Linked DNA regions of Homo sapiens: region 2 is linked to region 1. Evidence: read pairs that join two places in POLR2A ChIA-PET (ENCODE). Cell type or tissue: GM12878. All regions are shown on one strand. Each heading gives the region's core, and the rest is flanking DNA. Links, peaks and the distances in the headings are about the cores only. Region 1 has its middle 47 kb from the start of LINC00607. Region 2 has its middle 3.6 kb from the start of MREG.

Region 1 (4,399 bases), core at 122-4,121:
AAAGTGCTGGGATGTTTATTAGATGATACATTCAATAGTTTAAAATCCAGATGATATAGAAGAGTATACAGTGAAAATACCCTTCTCACCTCTTTTCCCAGATAGCTAGTTCCTGTCCTCAGAGGCAATTTGTTGTTTGTGTCTTTAGCTTACAGGCATTCCTATTTGTGCTTGTAAGGTGAAGACACTTGTTGTCAATCTTACTTAGGCAAGGAGGGTAAATAAGAGCTAGAGCATCCAAGTGTCTCAATCAGTCTTAGTCAATGCCGTATCACTGGATATGGGACTAGGGATCAGGTCTCTAGATAGCAGCAGTTAGCTTTTTTACTCTATGAGTATGCATGCCCCCTTTCAGCTCCCACAGCAGAATGATGGTTACAAAGGTATTACTTGTTACATTATCTTTGTCTCAGTTGAAATCAGTTAGTAGTGATCTATGAGGAGTAACCACTCCCATGATCATTGTGATGATCAAGTGATGAATTTCTTTTAATTATTATGTTCTAATGTGAACAAAAATGGCATCGTGGTGAGAGTTAGAGAAAGCAAATTAAACAGGAAACCATTATCTAAAGTAAATGACATTGACACAGACTCATCTTTGAAAATATACAAAAGACACACATTTTCTTCTATCAGAGGCAGTGTAACAAGAGCCCAGTATCTAAAAAGAAAAAAATAGACATATCACAATTAGCAACTGCCAGTATTAGAAATAGTGGCGGGAGGCCGGGTGCGGTGGCTCACGCCTGTAATCCCAACACTTTGGGAGGCCGAGGCGGGTGGATCACTAGGTCAGGAGTTCGAGACCATCCTGGCTAACAAGGTGAAACCCCATCTCTACTAAAAATACAAAAAGAAATTAGCCGGGCGTGGTGGCGAGTGCCTGTAGTCCCAGCTACTCGGGAGGCTGAGGCAGGAGAATGGCGTGAACCCGGAAGGCGGAGCTTGCAGTGAGCCGAGATCGCGCCACTGCACTCCAGCCTGGGCGATTGATCAAGACCCTATCTCAAAAAAAAAAAAGAAAGAAAGAAAGAAAGAAATAGTGGCGAGAGTTTATGGGTGTCCTGTGAGGAGAAAGGTGGAAGTGAGAGTTCTTAGTCGGTGGTAGCCTCTCAAATGCTCCAGTGCTCCAGTCTTCCGTCCCTTGTGTGGTCTGCTCTCACAGTGAATTAGGGCTGACTCTCTGTGACCAATAAAATAGGGTGGAAGTAACAAACACTCTGTGACTTCCAAGGCTGGGTCCTAAGAGGCTTGCAGCTTCTGCTTTGGTCTCTTGGATTCTTGCCCAGGGGAAAACCAGCCACATCTGGGAGGATACTTAAGAACCTCCACAAAGAAGAGAAGCTGAGGCACCCAACCAACAGCCAGACCAGCTTGCCAGCCATGTGAGTGAGCTGCCTTGGAAGTGGATCCTCTATCTCCAGTCAGTAGATTGCAGGTGACTGCAGCCCTGGTGGCATCTGACTGCAACCTCATGAGAGACTTGAGCCAGGACGACCTGCTGTGCCACTCCTGAATTCCAGAGCCACAGAGAAATCATGAAGATTGTTGTTTTAAGTTACCAAGTTTTGGAGCTTCTTACCCAGCATAGATAATTAATATGGTATCTGAATTGCAAATTAGTAGATAATAAGAATCTTCATGACAACTTTGAGGCAGGCATTTTCTAAAATAATATTTATTGCTCTTTCCTGATTATAACAGTAGGAAAATTGGAAAGTACAATAAAGTTGTAAGGAAAAATAGTGAGCACTTTTAACTATAAGATAAGCTCTATTATCCTTATTATACAGCTTAGAAACCCAAGATGCAGAGAAGGAAGAAACATTCCCAAGTTACACAGTCACTAAGTGGTTCAATAGTATTTGAATATAAGCCCGTTTAACTCAATAGTGTAATATTTATCTGTATTTAATCTTTAAAAAGTGGAATTAAATACTAGTGCCTTTTAAATGAAAACTGTCTGTATAGCAAAAGGTATCCCTAAGCCATGATTTCTGCTCATCTATTCATTCACAGATTCCGCAAATAGGTATTGAGCACCTACTATGTGTTAGATATTGTGCTAGGTGCTAAGGAAACTGAGGTAAACCAGAAAGACACACCTAGTGTCTGCTCTGTGGATATTACAGCATAGTGGAAGACATTGACATTAAAAAGATAAGCACACAATGAATGTAGGACATTCAAATTGGGTAAGTGCCAAGGAGAAGCTCAGTACACATAAGTGTATTAAGAGTGCCATAATTTAGATTAATGGGCCAGGAAAAGCTGGATATTTTAGTCTAGTTACTTTTTTTTTTTTTTTTTTTTTTGAGACGGAGTCTCATTCTCCTGCCCAGGCTGGAGTGCAGTGACACAATCTTAGCTCACTGCAACCTCTGCCTCCTGGGTTCAAGCAATTCTCATGCCTCAGCCTCCCTAGTAGCTGGGACTACAGGTTTGTGCCACCATGCCTGGCTAATTTTTGTATATTTAGTAGAGATGGGGTTTCACCATGTTGACCAGGCTGGTCTCGAACTCCTAACCTCAAGTGATCCTCCACACTCAGCTTCCTAAAGTGTTGAGATTATAGGCGTCAGCCACCACACTCAGCCCTAATTTATTATCTTCTGTAAGATGTAGAAGTTAGTCAATAAAGACCAGGGACTAGAGAATTCCAGGCAAAGAGAACAGCATGGGCTAAAACCTGAGGTGGGAAATTGATTGTCATATTTATGGAATCAAAGGTAGTGTCTCTGCAGAGTAATGCATGCAGGGAAGAGAAGCATGAGATTAACTGGAGAAGGGCTGGGGTCAGATCACATGTAAGACTTAGCATAGGACATGCTACAGAATATGTATTTTCTTTTAGGAGCAAAGGAACACCTGTGAGAGACTTTTAATTTCTAATTTGCATTTAAAGATTATTCCAGCTCCCGTGTGGAAAAAGGTAGAAAAGGTAAGAATAGAATAGGGAGGAAATAGCAATGAGGCACTTGATATGTTGACATTGCTAGTGAATGAGGGTGATGGGAGTGCTTTGAAATTTCTAGATGGATTGAGACTTGGTAATGGATTGAGTGTGAAGATGAAGGGACATTTACAGAAATGAGTACCAGGGTGAGTCACAGTGACACTTCTAAAGGTGAGAAAGACTAGAGGAAGAACAAATTTGGCTGGGGCATTAAGAATTCACTTTAGTTCTAGATCCTTGAGGAATCACCATACTGTCTTCCACAATGTTTGAACTAATTTACACTAAATCATTCTGCTATAAAGACACATGCACATGTTTGTTTACTGCAGCACTATTTACAATAGCAAAGACTTAGAACCAACCCAAATGCCCATCAATGATAGACTGGATACAGAAAATGTGGTACATATACACCATGGAATACTATGCAGCCATAAAAAAGAACAAGTTCATGTCCTTTCCAGGGACGTGGATGAAGCTCAGCAAACTAACACAGGAGCAGAAAACCAGATACCACATGTTCTCACTCATAAGTGGGAGTTGAACAATGAGAACACATGGACACAGGGAGGGGAACAACACGCATTGGGGCCTGTTGTGGGGAGGGAGGCAAGGGAAGGGAGAGCATTAGGACAAATACCTAACGCATGTGGGGCTTAAAACCTAGATGATGGGTTGATAGGTGCAGCAAACCACCATGGCACATGTATACCTACGTAACAAACCTGCACATTCTGCACATGTATCATATGTATCCTAGAACTTAAAGTAAAATTAAAATAAATAAATAAATAAAAATAAAAAAAAATTCACTTTAGTATATTCTGATTGTCAATTCCATAGTGCTTGGGCAAGATCAAAGAATTTGGCCAGTCCTTGGGAAAGGATTTATATCCTGGTTCTAGTCTGACAGCAACCAGCTGCTTACAGATACCATCTCTCAACTGTTACCCAAGTACCTCGTGCTTTTCCTTCCCTTATGATCTTATGATTAAGAATCTCAAACTGTGGATAAGGAAACATGTCACTAGTTAGCACAGCTCTGGCCGGATACCCCTCTAGGAGTCAATGAGTTGCTGCTAACCACATTACAGCAGTCACCTGGAAGTCTCCTTTGAAGAAAATGCCCCTGTGCTTTTTCTTTTTGGTCACTGCCAAGGGAGTAGGGGATTTTCTTCTTCAAAGATCATGGGTTTGCTATAAAAATCTTTACTGTTCCCTCCTCCTTGGCATGTTGTCTCTGGATGTTTTCAGCATAAAACATACTCAGTTAAGTGGCTGAACACAGAACTCTTTCATTACAGCGTATGTGAATTTTAGGTAGATAGAACACTTATTACTGTATTTAGCTTCTTAACATTGCTTGTTCCAAAGAGATACAGGTATGCAGATTTCTGAATTCAAGGGGCTAATTCACTTTTATGTATCTCTGAGATA
Region 2 (4,399 bases), core at 250-4,249, 130 kb before region 1:
ACAGAAATAAAAATCTCACCTGACTAAATCAAACTTTGGTGTGTTGTACCCTGCCTAAAAGAGAGTTGTGTTTTTTCAGGATTAGCTCGCTCTCTCATCACAATTACCCTTTTCCTGCCTCTTAACCCAGTTCAGGGGACTATATGGGGTTAGTTCTGAAAGCAACAGACTCTAACACTGGTTAACTTAAGCCAAAAAAGAAAAAAAAATTAGTATTGATTGACAAGTTATGGAGTAACCCATAGAATGATGGGAGTACTAAAGAGCTAGAATAATAGATCTTGTTTCGGAAATGCAAGAGCAGGAAAGCTCTAAGCATCTAAAGCCTAGAGCAATTGTGGTTGGGTCTGCTCTTCAAGATGCTACCCTTAAAATAATTCATGCCTCAACTCCAGCTGTTTTCCAACTTTGAGTCTTTGCCGTTAAGAAGCAAATTATAGAAAGAGTGTTTGATTGGCTCATCTTGGTCACATGTCAATTTCTTGGTCACATGTCCATTTCCTGTTGAGGGTTAGGGGTGAGGGATGGAAGGTACCTTCATTGTTATAGCCAGCCTATTGAATTGGGGGCATGTTCTTCAAAGGAAAACAAAACACTGTTACCAAAAGGCAGAGTGAGGGATACTACACAGGTAGAAACAACAGACTCTATAAGGACCCTTGGCGGATTTTACTTTGGTAACATTAGTCATGCCACTCCCTAATGTGACTTCTCTGGAGAGGTGAGGCATGTTGCTTCTCTATCTTGGATCACTTGGGGTGAGTGATGATGCTTGGCTCAGAGTACTGGTTTGTTTCAGAAACCCTATTTTTTCTTTAAGGAAGACGCTACTTGTTCGTTTTTCTCTGCTGGATGTGGGCAGCTCATAAATAGACTCCTCAGAATTAAACATAACCTTCCATGCCAACACTAAATAGCTCTTTTTCTGTTTTCTTGTGTTTATTCAGCACATTTGTTAAGTGCCCACTATGTGCGTGCATTGTTCTAGATGTTGTCGTATGGCAAGGTCTGCACTGTTCTAGGCGTTGGGGATATTGCAAAGAACAAAACAAAATCCCTGCCTCCATGAATGGACCCTACATTCTAGTTCACCATTGTATTCCCAGTTCCTGACTTAATAAATTTTTGTAGAACAAATAACTGAATGATACCAGCTCATGCTATGTTGTCTAAGCACAACTTTTTGGTGGAATGTGTTCATGATGTGGCATTGGAGCTTAATTTTTTTTTTGAGGTGGAGTCTCGTTCTGTCGCCCAGACTGGAGTGCAGTGGTGCGATCTCAGCTCACTGCAACCTCTGCCTCCTGGGTTCAAGTGATTCTCCTGCCTCAGCCTCCCGAGTAGCTGGGATTACAGGCATGCACCACCACTCATGGCTAATTTTTTTTTTTTTTTTTGTATTTTTAGTAGAGATGGGGTTTCACCATGTTGGCCAGGCTGGTCTCAAACTCCTGACCTCAGGTTATTCGCCCACCTTGGCCTCTCAAAGTGCTAGGATTACAGGCATGAGCCACCGTGCCTGGGCGGAGCTTCAGTGTTTTGAATTTCTAATTTTTCCTCCCTGCCTGTGCTTTTTCCTCTAACTCCCAGAAGTCGTAAAAAAATTCTTAAAGAGAGGGGCCTCCAAATTCTACTAGTTGTTTTCAAACCAGACTGTAGAGTTTCCCCTGCTATGGGGAAATCTGAAAATAGGAGCCAGCAGGTCTGCCTTGGAAACAAGCAGCTGATGGGTCTGTGAGTCACTGATGGCAGGGGACTGCCTACTTCCCGGACATCAGGTGCCCAGAGGGCTCTTGGTAAAAGTCAGATGCTGCTGCATGTGGTTGGCGGTGTTGGCTTCAACTCAGGCAGTAGGAACCATCTAGCGCCACTCTAAAAAAGGGGAAACTTGCTGCTGCCCTGTGAATGATATCTGAAATAGGATTGTCAAAATGTGATCTCAGCTACCATATTTGAATGTGAAACTGGAGAGTTTGGTCACGTTTTTATTCCCATCAAAGTTGTAATTTATCAAGGAAATAGTGAAGGCATTAAAATTCCGGGAAGAGGAATGCTAAGAAAAACTGATCTAAAAATCCCTAAAAACCTAGTAAACAGAAGACTCACATCAGTTAATAAGAATGAGGTAGTATTAGTATACTAACAAGGATTGCTCTCCAAGACATATTATTAAATAGAAAAAGCTTGCAAATAGATGCTGCACGCCTTTTAGATAAACAAAACAAAACAAAACTCACTAACAATAACAGCACACACAATGATGCTACATCACAAGTACACATATGTGTTTATGTGTCCAGAAAAAGGTTTGTACCATATTGATAATAATGGTTACCCGGGGGGATGTGGAGGGTGGAGGTAGAAAGGGGATTAGGTTGTGGATAGTCAACAGAGGGAATCTGAGCTGTAATATTCCAATTTTTTAGAAGACTATTTCATTTAGAAGTTTTAGAACTTAAAATTAATTTTAAAAATGTTAGTAACTGTTACAGTTGGCAAACATTTGATGTGATCCTTAGCAAGGCAGGACATTAACCTCTTGATCAAGTTTGTTAAATAGATGTAGTTCTGTGGCTTTCTATAAATATCCTGTCTGAAACAAACCACATAAAAGATGCCTGTATATTGCAGAGGTACAAATGTCATATGCAAGCCAAGTAGTGCTGGAGCTGACATTTCCCCAAACGGGCCTATATTATTTGAATTTGTTTAATAATATTGAATTCTGATATTTCTTCAGGGCTTTATAAAGGTTTTAAGACTGTCTCATTTGAGTCTCACAACTGTGTTAAATAGGGTAAGACTTGTCACCTCTATTTCATAGATTAGAAAACTGAGGTTCAGAAAAATTAAGTGACATGTTTAAAAATCAAAGTTAGTAATGGGGCACAGCACTTATATTTTCCAGGAGCTGAATGCTCCAATTTCTCCATTCTCAGCAAATCCAACTCAAATAGTTACTAGTAGCTGTCAGTCCCTAGTTTTCATTTTCTTGCTAGCTGAGTTCACATTTTGGGACCCTCCTTTACCCACTTTCTATTTGAACCTAGGTGGATTATCTCAAAATCCAAAATCCAATTTCAGAATACAGTCATTTTTACCAGGGGATTTTCCAGCCAGTAGGAAGTGTGCTTTGTAAAACCACACTCAGCCTCCATCTTGGCACCAGGTGCAAGTGGTAAGCGACATGGTGTGGGCATGACAACACAGTCCTGTGCTGTCTGGTGACAGCTGGTTCTCTGTCACATCCTGTTAATGTTTCATGATGGGTCCATATCCTGTCTCCCCAGCTAAGCCAGAGGCTGCAGGGACCTTCTGTTATTTTTCTTTATCCCTTCGTAGCCTTTCAATGAATTATGTACTTGATAAGTCCCTTCAGCCTCACACTGTAGCTGGAACAGGACAAACCTATGTGTAGTAAGACACTTTTAAAAATAATACACCGCCCATGAGGATTGACACTTTCATAAGCTCTTGCTCCTCCTCCTCACCCTCCAAACCGGCTCCTCCCACACTCCTCTATCTCAGCCAGTGGAGATTCAGCCTCCAAGTTTATAAATCCAAAACTTGGGACTCACTTTTTTCTTTTCTTTTCACACCCTATTTACAATCCTTCAGCATATCCTGTTGGCTCTACCTTCAAATTCCAGCTAGAGTCCAGCCGTTCCTTACCACCTCGACTGCTACCACCCACCACCCTGGTGTAAACCACTGTCATCTGTCACCTGGACCTTTAGGATGGCCTCCATATACATCTCCCTTGACACTTAGGTTTTTCTCAAGACAGCAGCCATTGGATCCTATTACCATCTCAGTTAGACCATATCGTTCCCTCTACTCAAAAACCTCTGAAGATTTTCTCAGCTCATGTGGAGCAAAATCCAGAGTCCTTGCAATCAATGTCCTGCAACGTCCCGTGTTCCGCTATCTCCTATAACTCTTCCCTTTCCATGGCCCCCTTCTCTCTAGGGCCCCTAGAGTCCATATTCTCCCACAGGTACCCTATAGTTCATTCTCCCTCCTCTGGGGTTTTGCCCATATTCACTCCGCCTGAAATACTCTTCCTGGCGATATCATGGCTAGCTTGCTCACCTCCTTCAAGTTTTTCTTACATGTCACAGTCTCAGCGAGGCCTTCCCTGACCACCTCATTTAAAAGTGCAGGCATCACTCCCCTCCACCCAACACACACACGCACACGCACACATACACGAACACACACGCACGCGCGCGCGCACACGTACGCACGCACAGACGCACGCGCGCACACACACGCGTGCACACACACACCCCGCTCTCCCTGGCACTTCTTATTCCCTTCCCTGCCTTATTTTTCTCCATAGTACATATGGACTCCTAACATATTGAATAATACTTTGTCTGACTTCCCACTAGAACGT

What was found. Peaks named below come from ENCODE experiments on the same cell type or tissue, not always from the same donor. Only the 100,000 strongest peaks of a DNase experiment are listed, where the experiment ranks them.
Region 2: POLR2A ChIA-PET joins it to region 1 with 5 read pairs; 2 of 35 experiments call an interaction of 5 or more read pairs at or near these places.

What each region holds. Positions count from the first base shown.
Region 1 is chr2:215,888,453-215,892,851 of GRCh38, reverse strand. No RefSeq gene overlaps it. Among named protein-coding and RNA genes, the nearest start is that of LINC00607, 47 kb to the right of the region's middle. In GM12878, for the core only: no CTCF peak of the experiment used is centred there; no DNase peak of the experiment used is centred there.
Region 2 is chr2:216,014,995-216,019,393 of GRCh38, reverse strand. It overlaps a transcript of MREG not described here. Among named protein-coding and RNA genes, the nearest start is that of MREG, 3.6 kb to the right of the region's middle. RefSeq lists an enhancer at 3,317-3,396. In GM12878, for the core only: no CTCF peak of the experiment used is centred there; DNase peaks (open chromatin) are centred at 1,803 and 3,193; H3K4me3 peaks cover 1,328 bases; H3K27ac peaks cover 2,679 bases.